Regions from separate parts of the Homo sapiens genome. Here region 2 is linked to region 1. Evidence: read pairs that join two places in POLR2A ChIA-PET (ENCODE). Cell type or tissue: A673. All regions are shown on one strand. Links, peaks and the distances in the headings refer to the core of each region. The heading gives the core; the rest is flanking DNA.

Region 1 (16,066 bases), core at 4,590-12,589:
TTCCCAGGCTACAGAACTATGAGAAATGAATGTCTGTTCCTTAAGCCATCTATGGATAGAGGGATAATCTATCCACCTGGTTAACACCTTCCAGTCTATGGTATTTTGTTACAACAGCTCAACCTAAGGCAATCTGCTTCTGCCTGTAAGTATACTTCTGCATCCAGCTCCAAATGCACATGTGACTGCTTCTGTTCTGTGTGCCTGTGTGTCTGTGTATGTTTCTCCTTCTTCTGCATGTGGTTTCATTGAAAGGGCCAGTAATACTTTAGGCATTTCTGTAAAACAGTTATGATTATGGCTCCTATCTTATAAGATTGTTATAAGTGTTTGATATGATTATTATTTTATACTTATCACTATCGATCAGTAGACTTGAATTAAAGAAGTTCAAATTTATTTTGTCTTACATTATTATTCATAAAGGCAGTTTTAATGGTTAAGACTGGGTTTGTATCTCAGCTTTACCCACCATTCATCTATCTATCTATCCATCCATCCATCCATCCATCCATCGACAGCCTCAGTTTTTCCATCTGTAAAATGGACACAATAAGACTATTTCCCTAATAGCATAGAGTGAAATAATCCATGTAAACTGCTTAGTACAATGTCTAGCACATAGTAAGCACATACTGTATGTCAGCCAATAGAAAGAGCGGAGTTCAGTGGGAAATTATAGTACTTGAAGGGAGAAAAATCTACAGATACAGGTCATGATGAGGATGCAGTGGTGATGACTCTGCAGGCATCTTCCCAAGGCTCTGACTCCTCATGGGAGGACGGGGAAGACAGGTCACACTGAGTCTGTAATGGAAGGCATTCCCCACCCTCCACCCCAATAGATGGGATCGATGGTCATGGGTGTCGAGTGTTGCCTTTCTTCAGCGAGCAGGAATGCTGGCTTGTAGCCCTGTGGCATCTCTATGTTGAATGTCTCCCTCCAGAACTAGTTTGAACACTGATTCGTTCTGTGAGGACAGACCTCTGTGGATCCTTTATTGCGTTTTTCAACTGAATTTCTTAGCACATTCTTAACAAAACTGAAAGCAGATGTCTGTGTTTATAAAGTAAGATGAACTAGACACAGGAAATGTATTTACAAGAAACGCTAACGTATCAAGTTGAGGAAGGAACTTGTTCTCTTCTGTTTTTACGAAGTGAGAAGGTTAGAAGGTCAGCCATAGCCTTGTGTCTGGTTTTCTGGGGTGCCCCTGGCACTCTTGTTGGGGCTTCCTAATTCCTGGATCCTGTCCCTGTTGTGTGCAGACATGCATTTCTGTGTTGTTTCGAAGAAAAAACTGTTATTAAAAGACAATTTGGCACCATCTCTCAGGTTCAACTACCTGCATTTTCCTCCTTTGTCCCCCTCTCCACGATAATGACTAGAGGGTCCTGAGGTAGGTAATGACCGATGGGCAGAAGTGGGGAGAAAGGCCAGGGAAGCTAAGTCGTCATACCACCTGAAGATTCTGTCTGTATAAGCCCTTCTCAGCGCTGGGGCTGATGGCCACACCTGACATCCATCCTCTCCTCAAGGAACCTCGAAAAATCTCTAGGGTGTGTGCTTTTTGCCTATTGATAATAATAAAAGTGTAAGCAGGACTGTGATCCTATTACAACAGCCAGCGTGTATGGAGTCTTTCCCATGTGCTGGGATTACACTAAGTAAGAACTTTGCAAGCATTCTCTCAGGCCCTCTCTTTCAAGACTGTTGGTAATCAGGGCTCCTATCAGCTCATTGGCGTTGTTACAGCTGTGCCACTTGTTAAAACCTGGAGATGATGCCTGAACACATCAAGTGCCTCCAACACACCCATTGCTCTGGGCTGAGGTAGGGCGTTCTGAAGGGCTGCCCTGGTGTCTACCCCTCTCCAGCAACATTCTGGGCCTCCAACAGCTCCCATCTGCATTTGACACTCCCCCAAACAGACTGGGCCCAGACCTTGGAGGGGGAGAGGCCACTCTGGAACCCCAGTGGGAAAAGCCCAGTGCCCACCTGGCTCTCTAAGCTGTGTTTACATGCCACCATCTGGTGCCCTCTGTAATTACTACAGCTGCTTATTAGAGCAGCCTCCACAGTGTAGAATACAGCATACAAAATATTTTGAATGTCACCTTGCCTTTCTTTTGCTTTTTGCATCAACTACAACAGAATTAAGGCAAAATCAACTAAGCGTTTTCTAAAATCTCCCCAGAAATTAAATGTTTTTCTTTTAAAAAAAATTTTAAATTGTTTTATATGTTGTTCAAGCTAGTCTTTTTTTAAAAAAACTTTTATTTTAGGTTCAAGGGTCCATGTGCAAGTTTGTTATATAGGTAAATTCCATGTCATGGGGTTTTGGTGTACAGATTATTTTGTCACTCAAGTAATAAATAAGCCTAGTACCCAATAGGTAGGGTTTTGGGGTTTGTGTGTGTTTGTTGGTTTTTTTTTTTGGTTTTTTGTTTGTTTGTTTGTTTGTTTGTTTGAGATGGAATCTTGCTCTGTTGCCCAGGCTGGAGTGCAGTGGCGCATTCTCGGCTCACTGAAAACTCCACCTCCCAGGTTCAAGCGATTCTCCTACCTCAACCTCCCAAATAGCTGGGATTACAGGCATGCGCCACCATGCCCAGCTAATTTTTGTATTTTTAGTAGAGACAGGGTTTCATCATGTTGGCCAAGCTGGTCTTGAACTCCTGACCTCAGGTGATCTGCCTGCCTCTGCCTCCCAAAGTGCTGCGATTACAGGCGTGAGCCACTGCGCCTGGCCCTCAATAGGTAGTTTTTTGATCCTCACCCTCCCCCAACCCTCCACCCTCAAGTAGGCCCGAGTGTCTGTCTTTCCCTTCTTTGTGTCCGTATCTACTCACTCTTTAGCTCCCCCTTATAAGTGAGAACATATGGCATTTGGTTTTCTGCTCCTATGTTAGTTCGCATAGGATGATAGCCTCCAGCTCCGTCTGTGCTTCTGCAAAGGACATGATCTCATTCTTTTTCATGTCTGTGTAGTATTCCATGGTGTACAGGCACCACATTTTCTTTATCCAGTCTACTGCTGATGGGAACAGGCTAGTCTTGAACACAGGCTGTAGCTATCTTCCCTCCTCAGCCTCCCAAAGTGCTGGGATTACAGGCGTGAGCCACCACACCTGGCCTTTTTCATTTTTAGCTATTGTTTTAGAGACTTTGTTTGTACATATCCATAATTATTACACAGTTGTAATCACGGAAAAGTTTATTTTTTAAATCTTGCTTCTTTCATGGAACATTATGACATAAGTATTTTCTCAAATTGTTACAGATTTCAAAATTATTATTTTAATAATTTATCAGATCCCACTTGGAAGGGATCTCATAAATCAGAGATCTGATCCCATACATTTCCCCAGCAGGTATTAGCTAGCCAAAGTTCTCCTGATGGGCCAAATTCATAGTCCTGAAGAAGAAATCCCTGTAGAACGTCACAAGCAGCCATAATTACAATGTTGCCAAGACACCTGGTTCTTTGCTTCTACATTGTTTGTTTTACTGCCCTTTTCTTGGGGAAGCTCAATGCCTGCGTTACTTTGAAGCTTTTGGTAGAGGTACTAAGCCTTCAACTAAAGCAAGGCAACTAGAACAAGCTGTTAGTTTTGAAAACACAGCCTGTCCACTAGGTTCCAGAATGAGGCCACTAATTTCTCAGAAACATCACTTCATGATCTCAAGGAGACTAATTTGTTGATTTATGAGAACATTTTTAAAAATCGGGTCACCCTTTCCCATGCCCTAAATCAATTGTCACTACACTTTGCCATGTCTTTTTTCAAGTCAGGAAAGTAATAAAGAAAAATAAGAGAACGCTTGAAAACACTTGATATTCAGCACACTTTCCTGTGGCTAAGGTTTTAGATTTTTTTTTTTTTTTTTGGTAGAACATAATATTATCCCATGCTTAGCTTGCTAAAGGCAATTTAGCAGCAGGATTTACCTAACAGAACAGTTTTGGCTTTATCTAATTTTAGGTAATTACCTCTCTTTTCAAAGCTCATTTCTCTTGTGCTTTTGCTGGTCTTGATGTGTCACACAACAGCATTCACCCCCAGGATCTACTGCTCTTAAAGCAATAGAAAGAACAGCTCAATTTCCTTTATCAAATATCAAGCATGAAATATAGGTCCACGTGTAAAATAAGGAATTTGATACCAGTCATAAAAATCTACCCACAAACAGGTGGAGAATAAAAAAAAAAAGCAAAATGCCTAGATCAATAAAATATTTCATAAACCCAAGCAAACACTAACATTACTGAGAGCTGGATATCTAATCTGAGTCATTACCCAAATAGGGCGACTCAAGCTATGTTCACCCAATCCTGGATATTTTCATTCGAAAGGCAAGGCTTTCCTGGAACAAGGTTTGCTAATGCCTTAATAAAGTTAGTCACTGCAAACAGAGGGAACTCAGCTAGCTCCACAGCAACCGCTCATATATATATATATGATAAACATGTTTTTCCTTATAGAGCTTTTTTCAATCTTTGAGCATGTTTTAAAATGCTTTATTTCAGGGTGGGTGAGGTGGCTCACGCCTGTAATCCCAGCACTTTGGGAGGCCGAGGTGGGCAGATCATGAGGTCAAGAGATCGAAACCATCCTGGTCAACATGGTGAAACCCCGTCTCTACTAAAAACACAAAAATTAGCTGGGCGTGGTGGCACACGCCTGTAGTCCCAGCTACTCAGGAGGCTGAGGCAGGACAATTGCTTGAACCCGGGAGGCAGAGGTTGCAGTGAGCTGAGATCGTGCCGCTGCACTCCAGCCTGGCGACAGAAGGAGACTCCATCTCCAATAAATAAATAAATAAACAAATAAATAAAAATGCTTTATCTCAAGTAAAGGGGTACATTTGCAAAGATTCCCTGCAGGGAAAAGGGGGAAAATATCACTTTTTTCAGGACTTCCTTTGTGCCAAGTATTGAGATGGTATCTTTGCAGTGCTGTCTCACAGAAATTGGCCAAAGCAAAAACAAACAAAAAAAGAAATTGGCCAAACCACACCTGAAAACTGTTCCCAGGGGCTCCACAGCACTCGGCCAAGATGCCCTTATAGTCTCTTGGCCAAGGAGAGAGCACATGACCTTAAATAAATCAATCATCCTCTCTCCCTGGAACTTGACTCTTGAGTAGAGTGTCAAAAAGACTGGAAGTGATGGAAAGTAATTTGTCCCCATGGCAATATCCTGAAGAGATTCTCCATTAGATCTATGAAGTAGCTCTGATTCCTCTAAGTATTTTCTTATCTTTTAACTCTTTGAATGACCCCCATCCTTCCAATGTATTTTTTCCTCCTTAAGTTAATTAGGGTCGGTTTCTGTTGCTTGCAATCGAAGATCCCTACTTGCTACCTCTATCACTCTGTCTCTGACATCTCCACTCCCTGGGGCTGCCCACCACATAATTCCAAAAGGCACCATTCACATTGCACTGCATGGAGTTGTGAATGGTCTCCTTGGCATTGTGCAAGTCATGGCTCTGTTGCAACAGTCTATTCTAGACACTCCTGCCAGGGGCTGTCTTTCTAAAGAACACATATCAATCTGTCATTTCTTTCCTTGAAAACCTTCAGTGGCGCTCCATTACAATAAATACTAAGATCCAAAAGGGCTTCAAGACACTGCATCTGCCTCCCGCTGGTTTTCTCAGCATCACCATTCACTACATGCCCCTCCCTTTCACACCATCTGGCTCCCAAGGCCAGGCCAATTAAACAAGCCATTCTACACCCTGCATTCTTCATCTTCTGTGCCTGATCCAGCACAGGAATCTCTTCCCTTTTTTCTCTCAGTACCTCATCGGTCAACATTCTAACCACCTTCAGAGACCTGCTAACATCCTACTCACTGACTTCCTAGACCTACCTGGTCAAATGACTATATTTCTTTATCTTGCAGTTGACCAGTTGTACTTTGTTTGTGCCCCTAATTATTGCACTTCCATTGCTTGTCTCTAATGAGAGTCTTGATCAAAAGTCTTTTCTTGGCTGAGTGTGGTGGCTCATATAAGCCTATAATCCCAGTGCTTTGGGGTGGCAAAGTGGGAGGATCCCTTGAAGCCAGGAGTTCAAGACCAGACTAGGCAACATAGTGAGAGCCCGCTGGGCACAGTGGCATGCACTTGTAGTCCCAGCTACTTGGGAGGCTGAACTGGGAGGATTGCTTGAGCCCAGGAGGTCAAGGCTACAATGAGCTGTGATGGTGTCACTTCACCCCAGCCCGGATAATAGAGCAAGATCCTGTCTCAAAAAAACCAGACCAAAACCTTCTTCTCCCCTATTTTATTGCAAACTCCCAGAGGACAACAACTACACTACCGGCCTGGCATCTCCCACAGCTCCCTAGCAGAGCACCTCACTCGGTTCATGTTTTCTATTCAACAGAATGGAAACCTTTACAATTCTCTTCAGGGAGCTGGAAAGAGTTAATATCGGGAATCCTAGGAAAGTAATTTTTATGAACTAGGCTTGTTCTCTTATGTCCCCCACCATATAATTCTCTCTCTCAAGCTCTGTGTCCTCAATGCCACTGGGGGCTCTGAGTCCCTATCCAGCTTTATGATGACAATGCAACTTACAAGAAACAGTCTTTACAGTCCTTTTTTTTTTTTTTTAAGACAGCATCTCACTCTGTCGCCCAGGCTGGAGTGTGCTTTGGGGCGATCTCAGCTCACTGCAACCTCTGCCTCCTGGGTTCAATCGATTCTCCTGCCTCAGCCTCCCATGTAGCTGGGATTACAGGCACGTGCTACCACGCCTGGCTAATTTTTTTGTATTTTTAGTAGAGACGGGGTTTCACCATGTTGGCCAGGCTGGTCTCAAACTCCTGACCTTAAGTGATCTGCCTGCCTTGGCCTCTCAAGTGCTGGGGTTACAGGCGTGAGCCACCGTGCCCGGCCAAGAAACAGTCTTGATCTTCAGGTAAATTTCCTTCACTTTATTACCAGAGAGAACTATGCAAAACACCTGAAAGAGTGAGTGAATTCAATGAATAAATGTGTTAAGGAAAGAAAATTTTCTCAAAAACAGATGCTTTTCTTCAAATGTCAAATGACCCATCATCATTCTTGGAACTTTATTTTCTGAGAGACACCGAGTATGCACGTCATTTTAATAATGTCTTGGACAGTAATATATTAAATTTTAGGGCTGGGCATGGTGGCTCATGCTTGTAATCCCAGCACTTTGGGAGGCCGATGTGGATGGATCACGAGGTCAGGAGTTCGAGAACAGCCTGACTAACAGGGTGAAACCTCGTCTCTACTAAAAATACAAAAAATTAGCCGGGCATGGTGGTGGTGCGCACCTGTAATCCCAGCTACTCAGGAGGCTGAGGCAGGAGAATTGCTTGAACCCAGGAGGCAGAGGTTGCAGTGAGCTGAGATAATGCCACTGCACTCCAGTCTGAGCGACACAGCAAGACTCCGTCTCAAGAAAAAAATATATATATATATATTAAATTTTAATAAAGGGGGAAAATACAATTATGTATACAAAAGAGGGTCATATGAAATATTATATTACTTTTTTTATTAAAATATGTCACATTGTACCCAGCATAAAAACAATAGTAGAATTTAAGGGCATCATCAGGGAGTTCAAATTTCTCAGTTGGAAATCTTGCACAGTTAGAAGTGGGTTATATTTAAGAACAATGGCATTTTATTTTAGTAACTTGTTCCCTTCCTGGTAGAACATTCATCCCTGTTACTTTTGTGAATTTCTATTGCTTTTAGCCTAATATAGTGACTCATTTTCCTGCACTGAATCACTGACTGTAATTTCCTAATAAAAGATCATTGCATTATCTGGCATGGCCTCTTTGAAACGTCCTCATTCTGGATTCTCCAAAAAAAGGAAAGAAGGAAGGAGAGAAGGAAGGAAGGAGAGTAGGAAGGAAGGAAAAAATACAGGAAAGAGGGAAGGAAGAGGGAGGAAGGAAGAGAAGGAAAGAGAAAGGAAGAAAGAAGGGAAGGAAGGTAGGAAGAAGAGAAGGAAGAAGGAGGAAGTGAAGGAAGGAGAATGGAAGGAAGGAAGGAGATGGAAGGAAGGAAGAAAGGAAGGAAGGGGAAATAAGAAAGGAAGGAAGGAAAGAAGGAAGGAAGGGAGGGAGGAGAGGGAAGGAAGGAAGGGAGGGAGGAGAGGGAAGGAAGGAAGGAAGGAAGGAAGGAAGGAAGGAAGGAAGGGAGGGAAGGAAGGAGGGAAAAGCCACTATCTTCCTTTGAGCTGGCACACAGCTTGAGTGATGCTCTTTCTCTAAGGCCTTATACAGCCCCTGAAGCTCCTTTATGTGAAATCTCCACCCTCCTATGGTGGGGATGGTTCTGAGTCTGTCCCCTACCGTGGCCAGCTGCTTGATTTCCTGTCTTCATAAACTGCCCTCCACAGGCGCCCTCCCAATCTCCTCTCTTCTCCTTTGCCTAGTGCTCTTTTTTCTCTTCCCTTTATTTCTGGGTATTCTTCCTTTTCACATTCACTCAGCAGGAAGAACAGACAGTCCCATCTGAGGACTATTTGAGTCTCTCCAGAAATCGACTCCCATTGCACCACTTCTCCAAGGTCCTCTCCACTACCAAGCTCCCTTCCCTATTCAGTGCCAATAAAACCCCAGTTCCTTCTTTGGGTGCTGTGTAACCCTCAAGACTTCCACAGCTAAGGAAGTAAAGGAAGATCCTTACTCCTCTCAAATCTATCTGTCTTTAACTCCTCAGAACACCTGCTCTTATACAACAAGAAAATGGTGAATTTATTCATCTTTAAAACAAAAAAAAAAAACAAGATTCTAGCCAGGTGTGATAGCTCATGCCTACAATTCCACCACATTGGGAGTCCAAGGTGGGAAGATCACTTGAGCCCAGAAGTTCCAGACCAGCCTGAACAACACAGCAAGGTCCTGTCGCCACAAAAAATTTAAAAGACAGCTGGGCATGGTGGCACATACCTGTAGTCCCAGCTCCTTGGGAGACTGAATTGGGAGGATCACTTGAGCCAGGAGGTCAAGGCTACAATGAGCTGTGTTCCCACCACTGCACTCCAGCCTTGGGGGCAGAACAAGACCTTGTCTCAAAAAAAAAAAAAAAAAAAAAAGATTCTAAAACTTAGGTTGTTTTAAATTAATTTTAAATTACACAAATAATATAAATAACTTCAAGAGTTATAGATAAATTTAAAGTCTTCTCGCTTCCAATCTTAATACCTGCTTTCACTAAGCTGTTGTGTATCCTTCCAGATTATTTCCTGTGCACTAACATATATATTTGGGTAGCTGTTGAAGCATGTAGAATTATTTGATTGTGGGCCAGGAGTGGTGGCTCACGCCTATAATCCCAGCACTTTGGGAGGCTGAGGCGGGTGGATCACCTGAAGTCAGGAGTTTGAGAGTGGCCTGGCCAATGTGGTGAAACCCCATCTCTACTAAAAATACAAAAATTAGCTGGGTGTGGTGGCACGTGCCTGTAAGCCCAGCTACTCGGGAGGCTGAAGCAGGAGAATCACTTGAACCCAGAAGGTGGAGGTTGCAGTGAACCGAGATCGTGCCATTGCACTCTAGCCTGGGCGACAAGAGCAAAATTCCATCCTGAAAAAAACAAAACAAACAAACAAACAAAAAAAAGAATTATTTGATTTTATTTTAGGTTCCAGAACTAATAATGGGAGTCGAGGCCAAATCTTTAAGAGGTTACAAATGCCTGTTAATGGCTTTAGTGATATCTTTGTGCTGTGTGGTGTCATTCTCAAAGGCAGACAATTGCTCTACCAAATTGCCAACTTGAAGCATAGTGTCTGATAACAACTGTGGATTTTTGAAAAACAGCATTGCCCTGTGGGATGCCTGTGGCCTCACTTACTGCTGGTAGTCATGGCAGGAATGGATGCGGGAGGCTGGGATCCCCCAGCGTGGCTGGGAGTGTTGACTGCCATCTTCCCTTAGGGGTGTGCATCTGAGGTCCATGCTGCTCCTCAGAATCTCAGAATTCTGTCGTGGGTGCTGCAAAAACTGACTAAGGAGGCCAAATGCACTTGGTTTACATTCTTCTCTCTAGATCTTTGGATAAAACAATTTAAAAATTTCGCCCAGTGTAACTTTGTTTATTTTTGTGAAGCAAAATCAAATAAGCCAAGTGCCATTGGAACTCCTGGCAGCTTCCTAATACTTAATACTTGATGAAAGTCCTGCAAGACAATCCAGACTTGATGAGGACGGGAAGCCGATATTTAGTCGATGATGGCATCATCACGTCGATGTTTTTTTCATTTCCTAAGGAATGCTGGCTGCACACCAAGAAATGAAAGTTGTTGGTTAATGGATGCTAATGGGAAACCTAATGAGGCAGTGGAGGCCAGCACTTTTCACGCTATGGCCCATGGCAAAGCAGAAGATTGATGGAGAGATGAGAGCACTGCCAGTTCTTCTATAAGTAAAAGAAACATCTCATCCAAAAGATGTTTCTCCAGTAATGGGGTGAAGCTCCTTTACCCACAGAAGGCTGAACCAGTATGAAACAAGGCCAGGCATCACTCAAGTTAGTCCAATAGCAAAATGCATTTACATACGTAAATAAATATATATATTACCTTTCTATACGACGACATCTCTCTTTTTTTTTTTTTGAGATGGAGTTTTGCTCTTGTTGCCTAGGCTGGAGTGCAATGGTGCGATCTTGGCTCATCGCAACCTCTGCCTCCTGGGTTCAAGCGATTCTCCTGCCTCAGCCTCCCAAGTAGCTGGGATTACAGGCATGCGCCACCATGCCCAGCTAATTTTGTATTTTTAGTAGAGATGGGGTTTCTCCATGTTTGTCAGGCTGGTATTGAACTCCCAACCTTAGGTGATCCGCCTGCCTTGGCCTCCCAAAGTGCTGGGATTGCAGGCATGGGCCACCACGCCCGGCCGATGACATCTCTTTACAAAGAAAACGTGTGTTCATTATTTCTAAAAATAGAAATATTACATAGTCAAAAGGGGGGAATCACCTTTATTCAACTATCACCTTTATTCAACTGCAAAGAAATAACCCACTGTTGGTATTTTCACGTGTGTCTTTCCATTCTTTTTTGTTTAAATATATATGTATATTTTAAAAAATCTTCCTGTGAATTTTAAGATATGTATAGATTTGTGTGGCCCCCACCAAAATCAGACTATCCAACAGTTCTATCACCCCCTCAAAATCCCCTCTTATATACCTCGATAGTCACACCTCCCTCCCTTGAATCTCTGCATCTACTGATCTGTTTTCAGTCACTGTGGTGTTAGGTTTTTGAAATGTCGTATAAATAGAGTCATAGAGAATGTAACCTCCTAAGACTCAGTGTGTATGACATTAATCCGTGGTGTTGTATGTATCAATAGTTCATTCCTTTTTATTGCTAAGTACTATTCCATTGTATGACTGTTCCCATGGTTTGTTTATTCATTTACTGGTTGAAAGGCATTTGTGTTGTTTCCAATTTTGGTGATTGTGAATAAAGCTGCTATAAGTAGTTACACACAAATTTTCGTGTGAGCATAAGCTTTCATTTCTCTAGGGTTTAAATACCTAGGAGTGGGATTAATGGGTCATATGGTAAGTGTATGTTTAACTTTGTAGGAAACTGTCAAACTTCCCGCCTAAGCAACAGAGCAAGACCCAGTCTGATATAGTTTGGATGTTGTCCCTATCCAAATCTCATGTTGAAATGTAATCCCCAGTGTTGGAGATGGGGCTTGGTGGGAGGTGATTGGATCATGGGTGCAGATTTCTCATGAATGGTTAAATATCATTCTCTTGGTACTGTCCTCGCGAGATGTGGTTGTTTAAAAGTGTGTAAAAGGAAAATATCTTGGGGCCCCAAAAATCACTAAGTTAAAAGGAAAAGTCAAGCTGGGAACTGCTTAGGGCAAACCTGTCTCCCGTTCTATTCAGTCACCCCTCTGCTCACTGAGATAAATGCATATCTGATTACCTTCTTTGGAGAGGCTAACCAGAAACCCAAAAGAATGGAACCATTTGTCTCTTATCTACCTATGACCTGGACGCCCCCTCCCCACTTTGAGTTGTCCCGTCTTTCTGGACTGAACCAACGTTCACCTTACATACGTTGATTGATGTCTCATGTCTCCCTAAAATGTATAAAAGCATACTGTGCTCTGAGCATTTTGGCCACATGTCATCAGGACCTCCTGAGGCTGTGTCACAAGTGTGTGTCCTCAATGTTGGCAAAATAAACTTTCTAATTTAACTGAGACCTGTCTCAAATTTTCTGGGTTCAAGTTTTGGTAACCATGAAGGGATTCTGAGCGGAGGTGCCCCTGACCTTTGACAAATCTATTGGTGCTTGGAACCAGCATGAGCTAATTTTATGGCTCAAGCCAATAGGACAATTTGCTGAGGTCTGGGAGAACCCCCTCCAGAGAATCCCTGATCTCCCAAAATTTGGTCAAGATCTAAAGTTTATTTTGCTGTACAACTCCCTTTTTCTTTTGAGTTTTACTTGCTTCCAACAAGGAAGGCAAGTTTTTCCTGCTTCCATGACAACGGAAGGCAGGTAACTCCTTTATGGAGTTTGAGCTCACTTCCAACAAGAAGGATGAGGGTTTTTTCCTGCTTTTAGGGTGATAGAGAGCAGTCTTCAGCCTGAGACCCATCCCTAGGTAAGTAACTGAATTGGGGTTTGTCTTGGCTAAAGTTAAGATTAACAACCAGCTTGTCTTAATTTCTCCTCACCACTAGAGCGCTCAATAGTTGTATAAGTTGTGCGATCATTTGTTTTGCTTAACTGCGTTTTTTGTTGTTGTCGTTTGTTTCTGTTCTTGTTGTTGTTTCAGTCTTTTTCCCACTGGGTTTGATCAACTCTATCCGGCTTGATCAAATCCAAAGGAAAGTTCCAAATTATGGGGAACAAGGCCTCTGAAGTGGCTAAATTCCACCCCGCCACCCCCCCCCCACACACACACAAAAGGTGGTATGGTGGGGGAGAAAAACGGCCGGAAAAGGAAACCAAAAAAAAAGAGGAAAGATTTTTCATTTTGACTACTAAGGGACTTTATTTACATAACAAGGCCACCTTTTTGCTAGCGAGGCCCAACCAAGAGAGCAATGGCTGTACTTCTGAAATAGCAGCAATTTGTCCTAGCTGAAATATGGTGATGAGATCTTAAAAGATTTTTTTTAAAGGAGCTCAATGATGAAAAGTCAGCTTAATTAAAAGCTAACATTCAAGAAGTGTGTGTGTATGTGTGCGTGTGTGTATGTATGCATGTGTGTGTGCATATGTGTATGTGTGCATGTGTGTGCATGTGTGTGTACGTGTGTGTATGTGTGTGTGCATGTGTGTGTATGTGTGCATGTGTGTGCATGTGTGCGTGTGTGTATGTGTGTGCATGTGTGCGTGTGTGCATGTGTGCGTGTGTGTATGTGTGCGTGTGTGTGTGTGTGCGTGTGTGTATGTGTGCGTGTGTGTATGTGTGCGTGTGTGTATGTGTGCGTGTGTGTATGTGTGTGCGTGTATGTGTGCGTGCGTGTGTGTATGTGTGCGTGTGTGTATGTGTGCGTGGGTGTATGTGTGCGTGTGTGTATGTGTGCGTGTGTGTATGTGTGCGTGCATGTGTGTATGTGTGCATGTGTGCGTGTGTGTGTATGTGTGCGTGTGTGTGTATGTGTGCGTGTGTGTGTACGTGTGCGTGTGTGTATGTGTGCATGTGGGTGTGTGTGTGCATGTGTGTGTATGTGTGCGTGTGTGTGTGCGTGTGTGTATGTGTGCGTGTGTGTGTATGTGTGCATGTGTGTGTGTTTGTATTTAAAAGGCCTTCATATTTTTGCTTTTGTTTTTCCCCTAGGATCTTGTCTTTTTTTTCAGCAAAAGTTTTTTTCTTCTCAGTTGACCGAATTCTGTTTTCTTCATTTACTTCTGCTGTGTCTTCTTTCTCTTGCACTCTCTGTAGCATGGGTAACCTAAAATAGTTTATAATAGCCTGGGGTTCCTTAAAGAAAACTGAGAAGGCGCCAGACTCCCTCTGAGGGAGAAACCTGTTTTTCCTTATGGAACCCCAAGAATGTAAACAGACAAGTTCATCTCAGCTCTTAAACGGCTTACTTTTGTATTGTGTTACCTGGTGTGTTTTTCAACTAAAATAGTTATTGCAACAGAGGTTACTCTCGGGTTTTTAAGGAAGAGTGTGGTTTAGACACTTAGAAATATGTTTGTTAAAAAAAAGTTTTTTTCTTTAAGTGCACTGTAAGAGCATCACATGGTCTAGCCTCATAATAATTCTCCCTTTTTGGAGACCGAGATTCAATTTCATACCTATCCCTACCAGATACTACAAAGCATCAAAATTTGGCATAGGGGTTACAAAACTATAAACCCAACCCAAAACAGAATGATCTTTGCTTGTGTAGTCTTTAATAAATAAGACATTGATATTGGTTTAATAAAAATAGCTACATCTCAAATTTAGTAAGATTACCATAACTTCTAATCTTATGGCTTTAGGTGGTCTAGTCCACAGCCAGTAAGGTTTGTTATCATCTTTGTTTCAAGCTAAAATATAAACTAAGTTCCTCCCAAAGTTAGTTTGGCCTATGCCCAGGAATGAACAAGGACACCTTGGAGGTTAAAAGCAAAATGGAGTCAGTTAGGTCAAATCTTTTCACGTCTCAGTTACAATTTTGCAATGGCGGTTCCATAGCTTTAAATGATGACTATCACAGTTTTCATAAATAATCTAGGTAAACAATTAAAATGAAATAATTAGGTAAATGTAATAGGATAAATACTTGTAGACAAACTCATAATTTAGAATCTAAAGTTATATTAAACTAAATGATAAATATTTCATTATTTGGGTATTTTCCAATAAAAATATATTTATAGGAAAACATTATTTCTAAAAAAAAAAAAAAAAATCTGTCCTTTTAAAAAAGGTGAACTTAGCTGGGCACGGTGGGTCACGCCTGTAATCCCAGTACTTTGGGAGGCCGAGGCGGGTGGATCATGAGGTCAGGAGAGCGAGACCATCCTGGCTAACACGGTGAAACCCTGTCTCTACCAAAAATACAAAAAATTAGCCGAGCATGGTGGCAGGCACCTGTAGTCCCAGCTACTCGGGAGGCTGAGGCAGGAGAGTGGCATGAACCCAGGAGGCGGAGCTCACAGTGAGCTGAGATTACGCCACTGCACTCTAGCCTGGGGGACAGAGCGAGACTCCATCTCAAAAAAAAAAAAAAAATGGTGAACAGTGGCCGGGCGCAGTGGCTCATGCCTATAATCCCAGCACTTTGGGAGGCCGAGGTGGGCAGATCAGCTGAGGTCAGGAGTTCAAGACCTGCCTGGCCAACATGGCAAAACCTTGTCTCTACCAAAAATACAAAAAATTGGCTGGGCATGGTGGCGGGTGCCTGTAATCCCAGCTACTCGGGAGGCTGAGGCAGGAGAATCACTTGAACCTGGGAGGTGGAGGTTTCAGTGAGGAGAGATTGTGCCATTACACTCCAGCCTGGGTGACAAGAGCGAAACTCTGTCTCAAAAAAAAAAACATTTGAACAATTTTTTGTCTAATTCAAAGCTTATTTAAAGGTCATGTATAAAACAAGGTAAAAGGAACCAGGAAATAAGAGAGATGTAAAGAAAGTTATAAAAATAATGAGGGTTTTTTTTGGTAAGAAACTTAAAGAGAAATAATTTCATATGAGAAAGAATCTTGTATGATAAATTTAGTCCTAGGGTAAAATGACTGGTTGTTTAAGAAGGAGGGATGTTCAGGACAAACCAGAAAGTCCAAGCATATGATGAACCATCTGTGTAAGTCACAATAAGAGGATTTATTTTTTTAAAAACCAAAAACTTTTATATGGTCAAGTTGTCGCATTATTATTAAGTTTTGGTTTGCTTAGGAAAAAACTGAGATTTAAAATTTTTTTAAATTCAGGTTATTACATCCGTGTATCTCTCTGTATGCACTTTTAAAGTACTTGTGACATTGAGTTACAGGGCTTTGACTCCTGGGTCTAAAAAGGACATCAAGTACTGCTAAATTTTAAATGCTGACAGTAATTGAAGACCCATCTT
Region 2 (14,357 bases), core at 2,323-10,322, 1.1 Mb after region 1:
AGAACCTTTTCATCTTGCAAAACTGAAACTTTGTACCCATTAAACAATAACCACGGAAAGCAAAACCACAGATAAGGAGGAATTCCTGTTCTATGCTATTTTGATTACAGTAACTTTATGATAAGTTTTGAAGTCAGGAAGTATGAGACCTCCAACATTGTTCTTTTCCAAGATCACATTGTCTATTTAAGGTCCTTTGATATTTCCATATACATTTTTGGATTGGGTTTTCCTCTTTCTGCATTAAAGGACTGCATTAATCTGTAGATCACTTTAGGAAATATTGACATCTGAACAATATTGTCTTCCAATCCATGAACATGGGATGTCTTTCCATTTATTTATGTCCTCTTTAATTGCTTTCAGCAATGTGTTGTACTTTTCAGTGTACACATCTTGCCTGCTTGGTTAAGTTTATTCCTAAGTATTTTATTCTTTTTGATGCTATCATAAATGGAATAGTTTGTCTTTTCAGATTGCTTATTGTTAGTGTATAAAAATGCAATAATTATTTGTGTGAATTTTGTCTCCTGCAACTTCACTGAATTTGCTTATTAGTTCTAAAAGTTTTAAGGTGAAATGTTTACATTTTCTATACAGGACCATATTGTTTACAAATAGAGTTAATTTTACTTCTTACCTCTGACTTGGATGCCTTTTAAATTTCTTTTTCTTGCCTGATTGCTCCAGCTAGGACTCCCAGAACTATGTTCAACAGAACTGATGAAAGCAGCATCCTTTTCTTGTTCCTGATCTCAGAAGAAAAGCTTTCATTCTGGCATCACTGAGTATCATGTTAGCTGTGGGCTTTTCATATACTGCCTTTATGATGTTGAGGTAATTTCCTTCTGTTCCTTTGTTGACTGTTTTTAAATCATGAAGTTGTGTTGAATCTTGTCAAATGCTTTTTCTGTATCAATTGAAGTGATTGTGTGTTTTTTCCTTCATTCTGTTAATGTAGTGTATTACATTGATTGATTTTCTTATATTGAAACATCCTTGCATTCCAGGAATAAATCCCACTTGGCCATTGCATATAATCCTTTTAATGTGTTGTTGAATTCTGTTTGCTAGTGTGTTGTTTAGGATTTTGGCATCGATCTTCATCAAGAATATTAGTCTGTAGTTTTCTTTCTTGGAGTGTCTTTGGCCTTAGTATCAGGGTGATGCTCAACACTGAAATGTTCCTTCTTCTTCATTCTTTAGAAGAGTTTCAGGAGGACTGGTGTGAATTCTGTAAATGTTTGGTAGAATTTACCAGTGAAGCCATCTGGTCCTGGGCTTTTTTTTTTTTTTTTTTAAGTACAATTTCCATTTTATTTTTCTCCAGAGAATAGCCTGTCTTCAGTCTTTAAGAACTCAGCTCCTTACATGGGCTTTGGTGGGGGACGTGGGGCAGCACCCGCAGGTCTAAATCGAGGTGGGGGTGTTCGGTCCTTGCGGGCTTCACGAGATCGATTCCTGACTACTTTGCTGTGAATTGCACAACTCACACAGTAATGTAGCTTCACATACAGCTTGGGAAGCACATAGGCATCGAAGACGCTCGCTTCAGAAATGTCCCTGACTGCTGCGGCCTCCACTATGTTTCGAATGACGAATTTCTTAATGGCGTTGTCCTTGGGCACGCATCGGGCACAGTTAGTGCAGCGAATAGGCTGCACGTGGCCGCGGCCCTTTTTGGCACGACCATTGTTCCTTCTTTTCTTTGTCATCTTGGAGGCACGGACCGGAGAGAGAGTGGGCTTTTCTTTTGGGGGAGATTTTTGACTGCTGCTTCAGTCTCTTTACTAGTTGTAGGTCTGTTCAGTCTCAGTAGGTTGTGTCTTTCTAGGAATTTGTCCATTTCATCTAGGTTAGACAATTTGTTGGCATAATTGTTCATAATATTCTCTTGGCCTTTTTATTTCTGCAAGATGTGTTGTTCTGTAGGACGTGATGTTTTCTCGTCCATTTCTGGTTTTAGTTATTTAGATCTTTTCTCTCTTTTTATTTAAGTTAAAGGTCTGTCAATTTTGTTAGTCTTCTCAAACAGCCAACTCTTGGTTTAACTGATTTTCTCTGTTGTTTAAAATTCTCTTTTTGTTTATCTCTGCTCTAATCATTACTGTTCCTTTCCTTCTGCTAGCTTTGGGTTTTGTTTGTTGTTTTTTGAGCTTCTTATCTCCTTGTACTCTTGTTCCTTGTCTCTCATGTTCAGCCCATCTCCAAGGGCTGCTGTGAGGATCACAACCAACAGGACACATGAAAAGTCTATAACACTGGCCAGATGCCTCTCAGAACCGCAGCAGAATGTGCCTGTGATTCATTCTGGCTGAGAAAATGTCGGGCTCCTCTTTGGGTGCACCAGGCCCCTGGGCCGGGCTGGGAGGGGTGACACTGCCACTGCAGAAGGGGATGCCACCTTCTGAGAGCCACATGTTACTGTGTCTTCAACCCTGCCCCCTCTCACCATGCTAGTTTTTTGTTTGTTTGTTTGTTTTTCCATGGCACAGGGTTAGAGTCAGGGTCTCAGATAAAATGTAAGGGCTTGGTTTAATGAGTAATGGTAAGAAACGGCTGTAGGCAAGCCATCTGAGTTTTTCCAGATTAAAACAAGTATTTCTCTTGGTCTCTACCTTAATGTGAAGTAATTGCCCCCAAGTCAGCCCTGCTGCATCAGACACAGTGTGAGCCCAGCCCTTGCAGGGCCAGCATCAGGAAAGGCAACCTCAGAATTCTGTAGATGGGCATTTAGGGACAGAGTGCAGGGCAAGTATCAAACAATCCACTGTGCCATAACAGGCCTGACTTGAGTTCCTGCCTCCATCCCTGAGCACCTGTGGGACTTTGGGCAAGTGATTTCAAGTTCTTGAGCTTCCATTTCCTCCTATTTACCCCAAAGAGTTACCCTCCACTGACTGCCGACTGTGCAGGCATGAGCACCTGATGAATGTGAATTCCCTCTTCCCCTTGGCCCTTCCTTATCCCTGCTCCCTCCTCAGGTCTCCACTTAACTCCATCCTTTATCAACATCTTCTAGAAATATCTACTAGCTATAGTCTTCTCAAAAATAAAAATGAACACATTATAAGTGGGAGAGGGCATCAGGCATATCGAGTAGTGGTTGTGGCCTTAATGATTTTCCAAAACCAAGAAAAATGCTTGGGAGGGTGATATTACGTAGAAATGAAGGTGATTAGGCCACAGAAGGTTAATTCCAACTCTGGAAAATCAGTTCAGTAATTGTCTTCTGCAGAAGATGATAGCTTATTTCTGTAAAATAAAACCAGGCAATAAAAGTTAACCTTCATTTCTAGGAAATAATCCAGCCTGCTAGAATGACCAACTAAAATTTTCTACATTTTATGTATTGAGTTCAATAGCATCCTTCATAACATAAAGTTAGTTTGAGAACACTACTTATGCAATAGAAAAGAAAATAGCCTGCATTTCTGGCTTCTGTCATAAGAAAAACTTCATTACCTTTCTGATTGTGTTTTGAACAACACACACAGATCCTAACAGGAAGAAACTTGTCCCCATGGGGACTGAGCCAGGATCAGAGTTAAGCACTGAAACAAGCAATTAATTCCCCTTAGAGGATTAAGGCACTCAGGTTCACTTTGAATCAGAAAAGCGAATCAAGAATAAAATGGTGTACAACCAAGAGGCTGCCAGTCCAACTTACTAAGTTAGAGAACTGAAGAGCAACCCCGGGTGCACAGGAGAAGCAGAGCAGCCGCTGACCCCCCCAGCAAGAAGACGGGTAGGGTTTGTTTCATGGGACAAGATCGTCCTTCATGACGCTGTGGAAACGTTGGGGAGAGCACGGTTTGTGCCCTAGGACGCTGGCCTTACTCTTAACAGATCCAGTCCACGAAAGTAAATCTAAAAAGCGTGTTCCAGCCTGCCACGCTGTCATCCCTCGTGCACGGATTTCCTCATAGCATCTTACTGTTAATACACAGAATCAAAGAATGACATGCATGAGACCTTAACATCAGTTTGGAGAATTTTACTTTGGGTTCCTAGAGCCAATTCTGAGGGCACTGAACATCTCTGCAGATGTCGTTCCCTGATGCTGATGTGTTAAGGATAAGGGCGGCCTGCTGCTGTGGTCAGGATTCAGGCATCCTCCACTCTGGAAATCCAAGAGGCCAAAGCTGAACCTCTGTCCCAAAGCTAACTGGTCCGGACAATAGCGGCATCCAGGGGACAGCATGGAGGTGGAACAGGCTCAGAGAGTCTCCAAAAGCTTTAGATCAGCAAAATCTGGTTTCCCATTGCCAATATTTGAGAAAATAAGAAGACTCATGAGCTGTCCATCTGGTCGGGCGCTGCCTGAAATGCCTGTCACTTATTCAGCAGTTCTCCTTCTTGAAACGCAGTCCGTCTATAGTTTCATATTTCACCACTGAAGCAGAACTTGAAAGTGATTACGAGTCCTTTGCATAACTGTTAGATTTTTTTCTTGATTTCTTTTTTCTTAGCCACCTGGTGGCAAGAGTGTAAAAGGCAGGATTTAAGAGTTTATGATGATAGTTTACAAATCACAACCACTTCATATGCCTGGTACACGTTTAAAAGCATGCATACGCAGACCAGGTGAACCGAACAAGGAAAGGGCTAGTGTTTAACTCTTCTTAAACTAATTTACAAAAGGATTTTAAAAAGACACCAGCTTTTTTTTTTTTTTTTTTTTTTTTTTTTGAGACGGAGTGTCGCTCTGTCACCCAGGCTGGAGTGCAGTGGCGCGATCTCGGCTCACTGCAACCTCCGCCTCCCAGGTTCAAGCAGTTCTCCTGCCTCAGCCTCCTGAGTAGCTGGGACTATAGGTGCCCACCACCACGCCTGGCTAATTTTTGTATTTTTAGTAGAGATGGGGTTTCACCATATTGGCCAGGCTGGTCTCAAACTCTTGACCTTGTGATCCGCCCACCTCGGCCTCCCAAAGTGCTAGATTGCAGGCATGAGCCAGCACGCCTGGCCAACACCAGCTTCTAACATAAAAACCACCTTTATAAATGGTGCCTCAAGAAAATATTCATCTTTATATGAAAATTTCATGACAGGAGGAAATGTTAGTAAAATCTGTATGTCATCATGTCAAAGCATCTGTTTTCTCCACATGATATATCAAGCCAGTAACAATGCATACTGCCAGTTGGCAAGTTAAGACTTTGTTAGAAAAAAGTAAAATGATTTAGACTTGGGTAGCATGAAGCTCAGGCCCCTGCCAGAGGGGCTCTGCCACTGGCCAGGGAGAAATAGTATCAGAATCATAAACTCCTGGTCCAGAAGGTGGCATGGCAAAGAGCTTATCTCTATCTTTACATTTGCTGCATTAATTTGCTTTTGTCATTCAATACCTCGTGTCAAAATTGGCCCCAGCAGATCCTGGGCCCACCAGACTCACGAAGGGCATGGTGATCACGGCTGTACACTGGTTTCAAGGACACCAACTGCTGCTCTAGTCCTTCTGTGACCACCAGCAGCCCCACACTGTGCCAGCCCTGAGCAAACGCAGCCATTCTACATGGTGGAGATGGAGTAAGAGTCACATGCGATGTTGTGCACGTTTCCCCTAGAGAGGGTTTTTCTTACTTTATGGAAACCTTCTTGTGTCTCATCAAGTAGCCACTTCCCCTCCCTCCCCCACTGTAACATTATTTTCCCTGGAGAAAACGCCGAGTGTCTGATATAGTTACACATTAATTCTTCAGAAGTTTCTTAGAACTGTAGGAAACAGGTGAAAAAACAAAATGCCTTGAACTTTCAACCTGTGCCTGGCCTGTGTGCGCGAGGCGGGCCCTAAGGTCACTCTTCCCCGCGCGGCTCGGGGCAACGTGCCAGGGAGGGCTCGGGCCGCATCCTGTTGGCTCTTTGATGCTTTCGTTTTGTCGCTTGCTAGTTTCTTTACAGCAAAGGCAAGGGCTTCCTGCTAAGGCAGACCCCTCACCAGCCCCACTGCATACCCCGGAAAAGTCCCTGGCAAAACACCTTTCTTCCATTATCTGCACCGGCCCCGGTAAAACGCTGGCGCCTTTGAAATCAGAGGCCAGGGTCTCCTCTTCACAGTTCGCTCAAGACACTGAACACTTACGGGTCTGTGAAATCAAACGGACACTTGGTCCCTGATGCCACCCCAGGCCTCCTGAATGCTCCTCAGCAACCATCCCTTGAGTTTTTACTCTTTGGCCATGCCAAATATAAATAACGATTTTTTTCATGCCATATCACTTTAAAGGCAATTGTGTTGCCACCTTTAAAATGTTCAGTGACCAACAACGCAGACATGACCATCCCCTGCATCCCCATGTCTGCTTCAAGTATGGAAAGGAATCACTGGAAAATCCCAAGATGCCAGGCCAGGGAACGAGCTCTATGCAAACAGGCAGGATGGAGAACCGGCCAGGGCCATGGCCCCAAATTCCAGGCACGGCAGCAGGAGCGGAGGTGCTGCCAGCCCCTGCTGCCTCCTGGTGTGACACTCAGAAGGCGCAGCGGAGGCGGCAGCAGGAGGCAGAGCCAGGAACACATGCTGGGCAGGCGGCCAGCGGCCCAACACTGGAGATGCCGTCAACCTCGTCACACAGGGCCAACCTGCAGGCACGGCCTCAGGAACCTGGCTCCACTTGCCGGACCTACCTGTGGCTCACGGGGGATCAACGCCACCCCCAAGGGAGAGCCCTGACTCCATGCCCACCCCATGCCAAGTGCTTTACTTACATTCTTCACCTGGTGCTCCAAACCACATGGTGAGGCCGCTTCACTCCCAGCTTCTCCCCCCTTTTGCAGATGGGGAAGCTGGGGCAGAGGTGAAGTGACTCACACACAAGGCGACCCAGGCAAGGGCAGCAGAGCCTTCACGTCCCTTCCTGACCTCCTTCCTGACCTCCACGTCCCAGGGCCCCTGGAGGAGGGCACCCCCTCACTGCCCCCAAGCACTCCAGGGCCCCAGGCAGCCAGTGGCCTGGGCTGCCCTCATACCAGGCTCCAGTCACATCTGCCGTGGCCTCCTGAATCTAGAAGGTGCCCTCAGGGTTTATTAAGCACACCCTGGGCTGCCTGCCTGCCTGGCATGTGCCATGGAACTGGCACTCAGAAGCTGCCACTATCCTGAAATTCCCGATTTTGTCTTTGTATTTTGTAAGCAAAGCGAAGCCTGCTGGAATAACACAGCACTCCTGTGAGTGGAGAGCCCAGGAGTGTGGGATCGTGGTAGACCCAGGGTGTGGGGCTTTCTGGCATTAGGGTGAAGCTTGGGTGAGCTGCTGCACTTCCCATTGCAAGCAGAACCTGTTCCCCCTACAGAAGGAAGTAAGGGTTCGGAGAATTCAGACACCAAAGGCCCCATCATGTCCCTTCCTACACATGCGTCAGCCAACCACATACTCGGAAAATGACACAGAAAGCCAGGGCAACCTGCTGGGCCACCCAGAGTGCCTTTCCCCCTCTTTTCCTCCATCATCAGTAGGTGAAGGCAGACAGTGTTGATAGAATATGTGCACCTCAAGAGGTGAAAAACAGCTCAGTTAACTTTCTGATAAGAATGAAATAGATGGCCGGGCACAGTGGCTCACGCCTGTAATGCCAGCACTTTGGGAGGCCGAGGCGGGTGGATCACGAGGACAGGAGATCGAGACTATCCTAGCTAACATGGTGAAACCGCATCTCTACTAAAAATACAAAAAAAATTAGCCGGGCATGGTGGCGGGCGCCTATAGTCCCAGCTACTCGGGAGGCTGAGGCAGGGGAATGGCGTGAACCCGGTAGGCGGAGCTTGCAGTAAGCCGAGATGGCGCCACTGCACTCCAGCCTGGGCGACAGGGCAAGACTCTGTCTCAAAAAAAAAAAAAAAAAAAAAAAGAAATACGCATGTGTAAGTTATGAAAACTGTCATTTCTGTGATTCCACGAGTTAAATGCACTGAAACTTAAAACTGATATTGTACAACATAAACATAAAGATGAATGAAAAACTCCATGCTGAGAATTTTGTAATAAGGAAATAGACTGGGTGCGGTGGCTCATGCCTGTAATCCCAGCATTTTGGGAGGCTGAGGTGGGGGGATCGCTTGAGCCCAGGAAGTCAAGGCCACAATAAGCCATGATCTCACCACTGCAGCATGGGCCTCAGAGTGAGACCCTGTCTCTGAATAAATAATAACAAATATGGAATATGTAATAAAATAATGTTTAGTTTTTAACAACTAAAACCCTCCATGCCAAGTTGCGAGGCTGAGCTGCGAGTCAGCAGAGGAAAGGGCTGCCGCCTCTTCTAGGTCTCTCGACTGCACCTTTTCTTGCTTTTCGAGCAAGGGAGTCGCATGGCCCATCCTCATGCCTCTAAACCACAGCTCCTCGAGGGCGAGGTCTCGCCTTCTCTTCCTTTCACCCCCCTACGTCATCTGGCACGGCCCGGCGCATGCAGTAGGCACTTCATAAATACTGCAGGAAGCCAAGGGGCCATCCCACTCAGCCCAGATTCCCAAAGAGGCACGATGGGCCTTCAGGCTGTTGGGAATCCTTCAAGTTCTCCTTGTCTCTCAAACCCTACAGGTTCAAACATAGCCCTGGGGGCACATTCATAGGCCCTGGATTCAGTGCCGGCTCTGCCACCTCTTCCTTCCCACAAGACAACCAGGTCTCCAGACCCTCAGACCAGGCCCGGGAGCAGGGCAGAAGCAGGACGTGCAGAGTAGCCAGGCGGGATGTAATCAGCCCCCATCACAGCCACTGACAATGAACCTGCAAAACTCACCTCCCGGGACAGCACCCAGACCAGAGGGGGTGGGGTACTTGCTGCCGCAGACACAGGGCCCTCTGGGGAGATGGAAATGCTCCTTATACTGATTGGGCAGCGGTTCCATGGGGGATACATTTGTCAAAATCATTGACCTATCTGTGCACTTAATCTGTGGATTTTGTTGTATGTAAATTATACCTCAAAAAAGGTAATCTAAAAACAAGACTGAATGAGCTCACGGGAGGCAGGCAGGCCCCGCGCAGGCCTGGTCTGCGCTTACTGTCACTCGTGTGCGTTCTTGTCGGAGCTCAGCAGGCTTCATAGCCCCGAATCAGAAGCTGAAGCTCCTCATCTTTTCTTTAGGGTTTCCACAAGTACCCAAGTCTGTCCAAAGCATTTCTACAGATTTGTGCTGGCTTCCCTTACACTCACTTGCTTTCTGGAGACATTCAATAAAACAGGACAAGAACGAGACATCTCTTGGCAGCAGGGTCAAGGTCGAGCAGGCCCAGAGGCATGAGATGGCCGTAATCCCTGCAGGCCTGGGCACTGGGGTGGAGACCAGGGCCTTCTCTGCCCACCCAGGCCCCATGCACACCAGCTGTTGACTAAGCAGTGAGTTCCCACGAAGAAACACAGCAAACGGTTTGCCTTTTAGAGTATTTTTCCAGGCCTGCTGGAAGACGGTGCAGCAATCACACGCTGGCAGTTGCTCAAAATATGTTTATTCTGCCTGGGGCAGCAAAACCCCGGGCAGCCGGGAAAAGCCAAGAATCTGTGGCTTGTCCCAGCCCGCTCTCCACTTGTTAAATAGGACACCCAGGTCTGGCTGATGGCAGGCAACTTCTCGTCTACCTTGTGTGCTCCCAAAGGTCTGGATTGTTTCAACTCCGGCAGAAGGCAAGGGAGGCCTGGGAATGCCACCTGTGCCTTTCTGCTGTTCATTTTTCTAGAGCATGGCTGCTTTTCATTTGGAACCTTTGGGCTAGAAATACTTTGAGTTTGAAACAGGAATAAAATATATATTAGTGTTTTGTTTTTTAGAAACATCTTAAGGTTGTATTGATGAACATAGTTTTATATTACTGTTTTGCCTTCTTAAGTGAGAAATAGAGAATCCAACTTTAAGTTAGAAGAAGCACAAAACAATTACAAAATATCACAGTCATTCTCTTCTCTAGGTGGTTTGCTGACAGAATATTCTAGAAGGATGAGAATATGTAAGAATAGGAAGTTAAACCTACTTAAAAGTGAAGAAATACAAATTAAAGATACAGGTGAGGCCCCTGGCGAGGCTTGGGCCAGCGCGCCCTGTATTTAGCAGCTTAGCCATCTGGTTGCTTTGGGAGGATCAAGTCCCCTGGAGAGGGACTGCACACAGTGGGTACAAAAATAGTGAGATCCCCATAAACAGGAACAATTATCTTGTGCCCTTAAAGTTTAAAATTAAAAAAATGTAAGAACCGAGAGCTGATAAACAGAGGTCAAAGCCACACTCCTGTCAAACATCTGGGAAGAGGCCTTCCTGGCCCAGGCCAAGCAAGGCAAAGCCACAACAGGGTGGGATAGACTGCAGGCACATCCAGGGGACACAGGGTCCACAGGAGAGCCAACCAGGGAGGCCACCACCCAACATTGTGGAGCAGAATAAATGCATCAGCATGAATTAGTCAAAGTATTTCAGAGAATACTTTCAAAGATAACCACCAAATACAACTGCAAGATGTCAAATTTAAAATCCCTAGGAATGCCACCTCCACTACGCGTGGAGGCTGAGCGCAGCTTAGAAACCACCACCCATGGACCAGGAGCAAGGGCTCGCGGCTGTAATCCTAGCACTTTGGCAGGCTGAGGCGGGTGGTTCACCTGAGGTCAGGAGTTCGAGACCAGCCAAACATGGTGAAGCCCTGTCTCTACTAAAAACAAAATTAGCCAGATGTGGTGGGTGCCTGTAATCCTAGCTACACCAGGAGGCTGAGGCAGGAAGATCACTTGAACCTGGGAGGCGGAGGTTGCAGTGAGCCGAGATTGTGCCATTGCACTCCAGCCTGGGCAACGAGTGAAACTCCGTCTCAATAAATAAATAAATCAACAGCCACCCATGTGGCCCTACCTGCTCGTCTGTCCACTTCAAACCAGCACAGCGCCATTCTAATCCAGGGCTCGCTGCTGGTTGGCACTGCCAGGCAGGGCCCTATATCCCACTGCCCAGAAACATGAAATCAGGAGCTAAAAGGAACCCAACTGGCCATTGAAAACTGGGCAACAAGTTGTATCATAGCTAGCTGGTCTCTTGTGCCAGCGGCAGGGAGCTGGGTCAGGGCCCAGCCAGACTCCGCCTCCAGTGGGCTCTGTAAGGCAGGACTCGTTTTGGTAGTAATAACAGGTTTGCCTTCAGCATCACCTTTCGCTAAGAATATTATTAAAACCAGTTTAAACCCTCCAAAAAGATGCTAACTACCTGGAGATCATATAGCCAGAGGTGGCAGATAAAAGAAAGGAAAGCAACTCTAGAAAAGTCCATTGCTTACGTCAGTGCACCCAAGGAGATGAGACCTCATCCCCAACACACATGAGCACATACACACAATGCCATTTTCACACATTTGAAAAAAATAAACATTTTTAAAGATAAAAGCATAGAATTCAAAATTAAGCCTGATTAAGTTTTTTTGTATAAATTATCTTGTTCCCAAAGCATTCAAATCCTTTCAGTGCTTGTATAATTACCCCAAGTTAAATTCAATTAAAATGGCTGAGAGCGAAGTTAAGACTCAACTACAAGGAAGAAGGGAGCGGGGAAGGCAATTCGGCATGTGTCCCTGAGCGAGCTTCTACAGCCCCTGCACAGAGTGGGTCCATCTGCCACATTCCTGTGAGTCCTGAACGTGAACGCACGGCCGGCCACTGTGTGCTGGCCGGACAGCCTGAATTCTGAGGCCAAAACTTCCAGAAAAAGGCATTGAGCTGGAGGGACTGGCCCTTCTAAGGAAACTGGATGCGCTGAATGAATTAAATCCGAGCCGATTATACTCTACACACACACACACACACACACACACACACACACACACACACACACACACACACACCACTGGCCCTTCTAAGGAAACTGGATGCGCTGAATGAATTAAATCCGAGCCGATTATACTCTACACACACACACACACACACACACACACACACACACACACACCACTTTTAAAAGCACCATTATAGCCAGAAACCGCCGACAAAAGCCAGGCCAGGCTGCAGCCAAACACGCCAGTGTTTGGGTTTACAACTCCTTGGCCTCCCCAGTGTTGGGGGTGGAACCCAGGACCCTAGACATTATTTAAAAGCACATTTGGGTATATACTTGGCTTTTGAAAAAGCACTTAAAGGCCCACGCACAGGCCACTCCCGAGACAGTGGAATGCCCCGAGAGAACGTGCAAAGCCCCAGCTGTTGCTGTGTGGTTATTAGGGAGAGAGGCGGCTCCTCCCACTGAGGCGCTTTCTCCAATCCACTCGCTTCAGAAACAGCAGAACAGCCGCTTTGTTTTTCATTATGGAGTTGTTGTTTTTTCTCCCCAAATTTACAGTGTTCTTTCAGTCATGAAGTTAAAATCATGTTTACTCAGCCATTTTCTGAATTGAACAGCTCACACATGTGAGGCATTTAACTTTTTTGGGAGGAGTATATAAAAGTTTTATCATTTCTCTCATCCAAAACTACTTTCTTAATTAAAAAACAACAAGGCCGGGCGCGGTGGCTCATGCCTGTAATTCCAGCACTTTGGGAGGCCGAGGCGGGTGGATCATGAGATCAGGAGATTGAGATCATCCTGGCTAACATAGTGAAACCCCATCTCTACTAAAAGTACAAAAAATTAGCCGGGTGTGGTGGCGGGCGCCTGTGGTCCCAGCTACTCGGGAGGCTGAGGCAGGAGAATGGCATGAATCCGGGAGGTGGAGCTTGCAGTGAGCCGAGATCACGCCACTGCACTCCAGCCTGGGCGACAGAGCGAGACTCTGTCTCAAAAAAAAAACAAAAACCCATAATGTATATATACACAGACAGGATAAAACCAAGGATGTTCTCCTCTCTGCCCCTAAGCTGTCCAAGCCAAGAAAACCTTTTCCCCAGGGAGGGACCAGCGCCCGTGGCAAGGTGAGGAGGCCACTAGCCTCTTCCCACCTGCCAGAACTGGTATTAACAGACTTCCCCTCGGCTCCCAGGAACTTCCCAGAAAAGAAGGAAAAAGGGATTTCTCCTGGGGGCCATGCTTCAGTAACCACAAAATAGCTAAGGGGTAGCTAAACTCCTAGTTGAAGCACCTTAAAAGTGTTCAACCCTTTATTGGCCCTTTGAGTGGGTCCCCTAAAATCCAGGACCCCCAGGCTGTGCTGTCCAGGGGGCACCTGTGCCCAGGCAGAGAAGGGCTGAGGAACGGGGCACAGCTGCCCAAAGAAGGTGCTCCCATCCCTTCGATGTACAGGGTTTTTCTTTAAAATTCATGCAAATTTGGCGTTGTTTTAATATAACAATGATTATACTTATTTTCAGGTTAAGGAATTTCTCTCCCTTCCCTTTGCCCCCATCTAAAGGCAATTCCCTAGGGAGCAGGTCTCTGTCTCTCAGAGGGGGCAAGACCAGTACAAAGAGGTAGGCTATACCTCCTCCCCTGGCCTAGCACCCCAGAAGGAAAGGAGGTGCTGCCTGGCTGGGGTAGCTCCCTGTGGGCACACTCCCTCCAGACCATGCTGGCTCTACAGCCACCCGCACCTGAGGGGCCCTTGACCCTTCTCCCAGCCATGTGCAGGGCAAGCTTTGAGTGTGGTCCAGGCCAGATCTCTCAGGAAGGCAAAGCCTGGTGGAAACTTGCCCTGTGAATTTCTAATTTCCCCAGGAGAGAAGAAGAAAATTCAATGGATGGGGGCTGTCAGGGGCTCTCCAGGAACTGATTTTGTTCTCTCCTGGGGAAATGAGGAATTCACAAACTGGGCCTCCAACAGCCCCGTGACGAGGCAGGTGTTACTGTCCCATCCCACACATGGGAAACTGAGGCTCAGAAGAGTTATTTAACTGACACAGCAAAGCTGTTATGGGCTGGATTTAAGCCAGGGATTGATCCAAAATCTACACGCCACCCCCCAACATACTCTGTGGTCAACTAGGAGAAACAGACGGGGAAGTTCTCTGTTGAAGAAGAGACTGAAGCTCTAGCTGGTTCTCCCAGCAAACACAACCATTCTGAGATGTCAAGACGGTGACCTGTCGTGAGCCTTGTTATCAATCCCCACCTATTGTTCCTGTGCAAGGGGCTGTGCTTTGAGTCCTTTTCTTTCCAACTTTAAAAACCAAAGCTAGATGTAAAGGTTTTCTAAGGCCAGGAGTGCCTGCCAGCCACTTAATGTTTCTGTTAAGATCATCTGCCCAGTGCTCAGGACGTCCAGGCTGGCTGACAGGCCATTCATTCATTCACTCATTCAGGAGGTACTGAGCATCTAGGACGGGCCAGGCATCCAAAGACAGAAAAAGCAACAGTCCTTGTTCGTAAAAAGCTGCAGCCTGGTGGGGTGGCAGAGATGCTGAGTGCTGCTGATGAGAGGACACTCTAGAGTGGGGACAATGAGTCCCGCATC

The links. Peaks named below come from ENCODE experiments on the same cell type or tissue, not always from the same donor. Only the 100,000 strongest peaks of a DNase experiment are listed, where the experiment ranks them.
Region 2: POLR2A ChIA-PET joins it to region 1 with 5 read pairs; 2 of 35 experiments call an interaction of 5 or more read pairs at or near these places.

The regions. Positions count from the first base shown.
Region 1 is chr13:99,463,648-99,479,713 of GRCh38, forward strand. No RefSeq gene overlaps it. Among named protein-coding and RNA genes, the nearest start is that of LINC01232, 28 kb to the right of the region's middle. In A673, for the core only: no CTCF peak of the experiment used is centred there; DNase peaks (open chromatin) are centred at 5,584 and 8,364.
Region 2 is chr13:100,538,534-100,552,890 of GRCh38, forward strand. The region is part of intron 2 of GGACT (gamma-glutamylamine cyclotransferase); the gene reads right to left. It also overlaps the pseudogene RPS26P47. Among named protein-coding and RNA genes, the nearest start is that of GGACT, 43 kb to the right of the region's middle. RefSeq lists enhancers at 4,353-4,532, 5,963-6,686, 6,687-7,409, 8,158-8,836, 8,837-9,514. In A673, for the core only: a CTCF peak has its summit at 4,479; DNase peaks (open chromatin) are centred at 3,558 and 4,438; H3K4me3 peaks cover 448 bases; H3K27ac peaks cover 2,005 bases.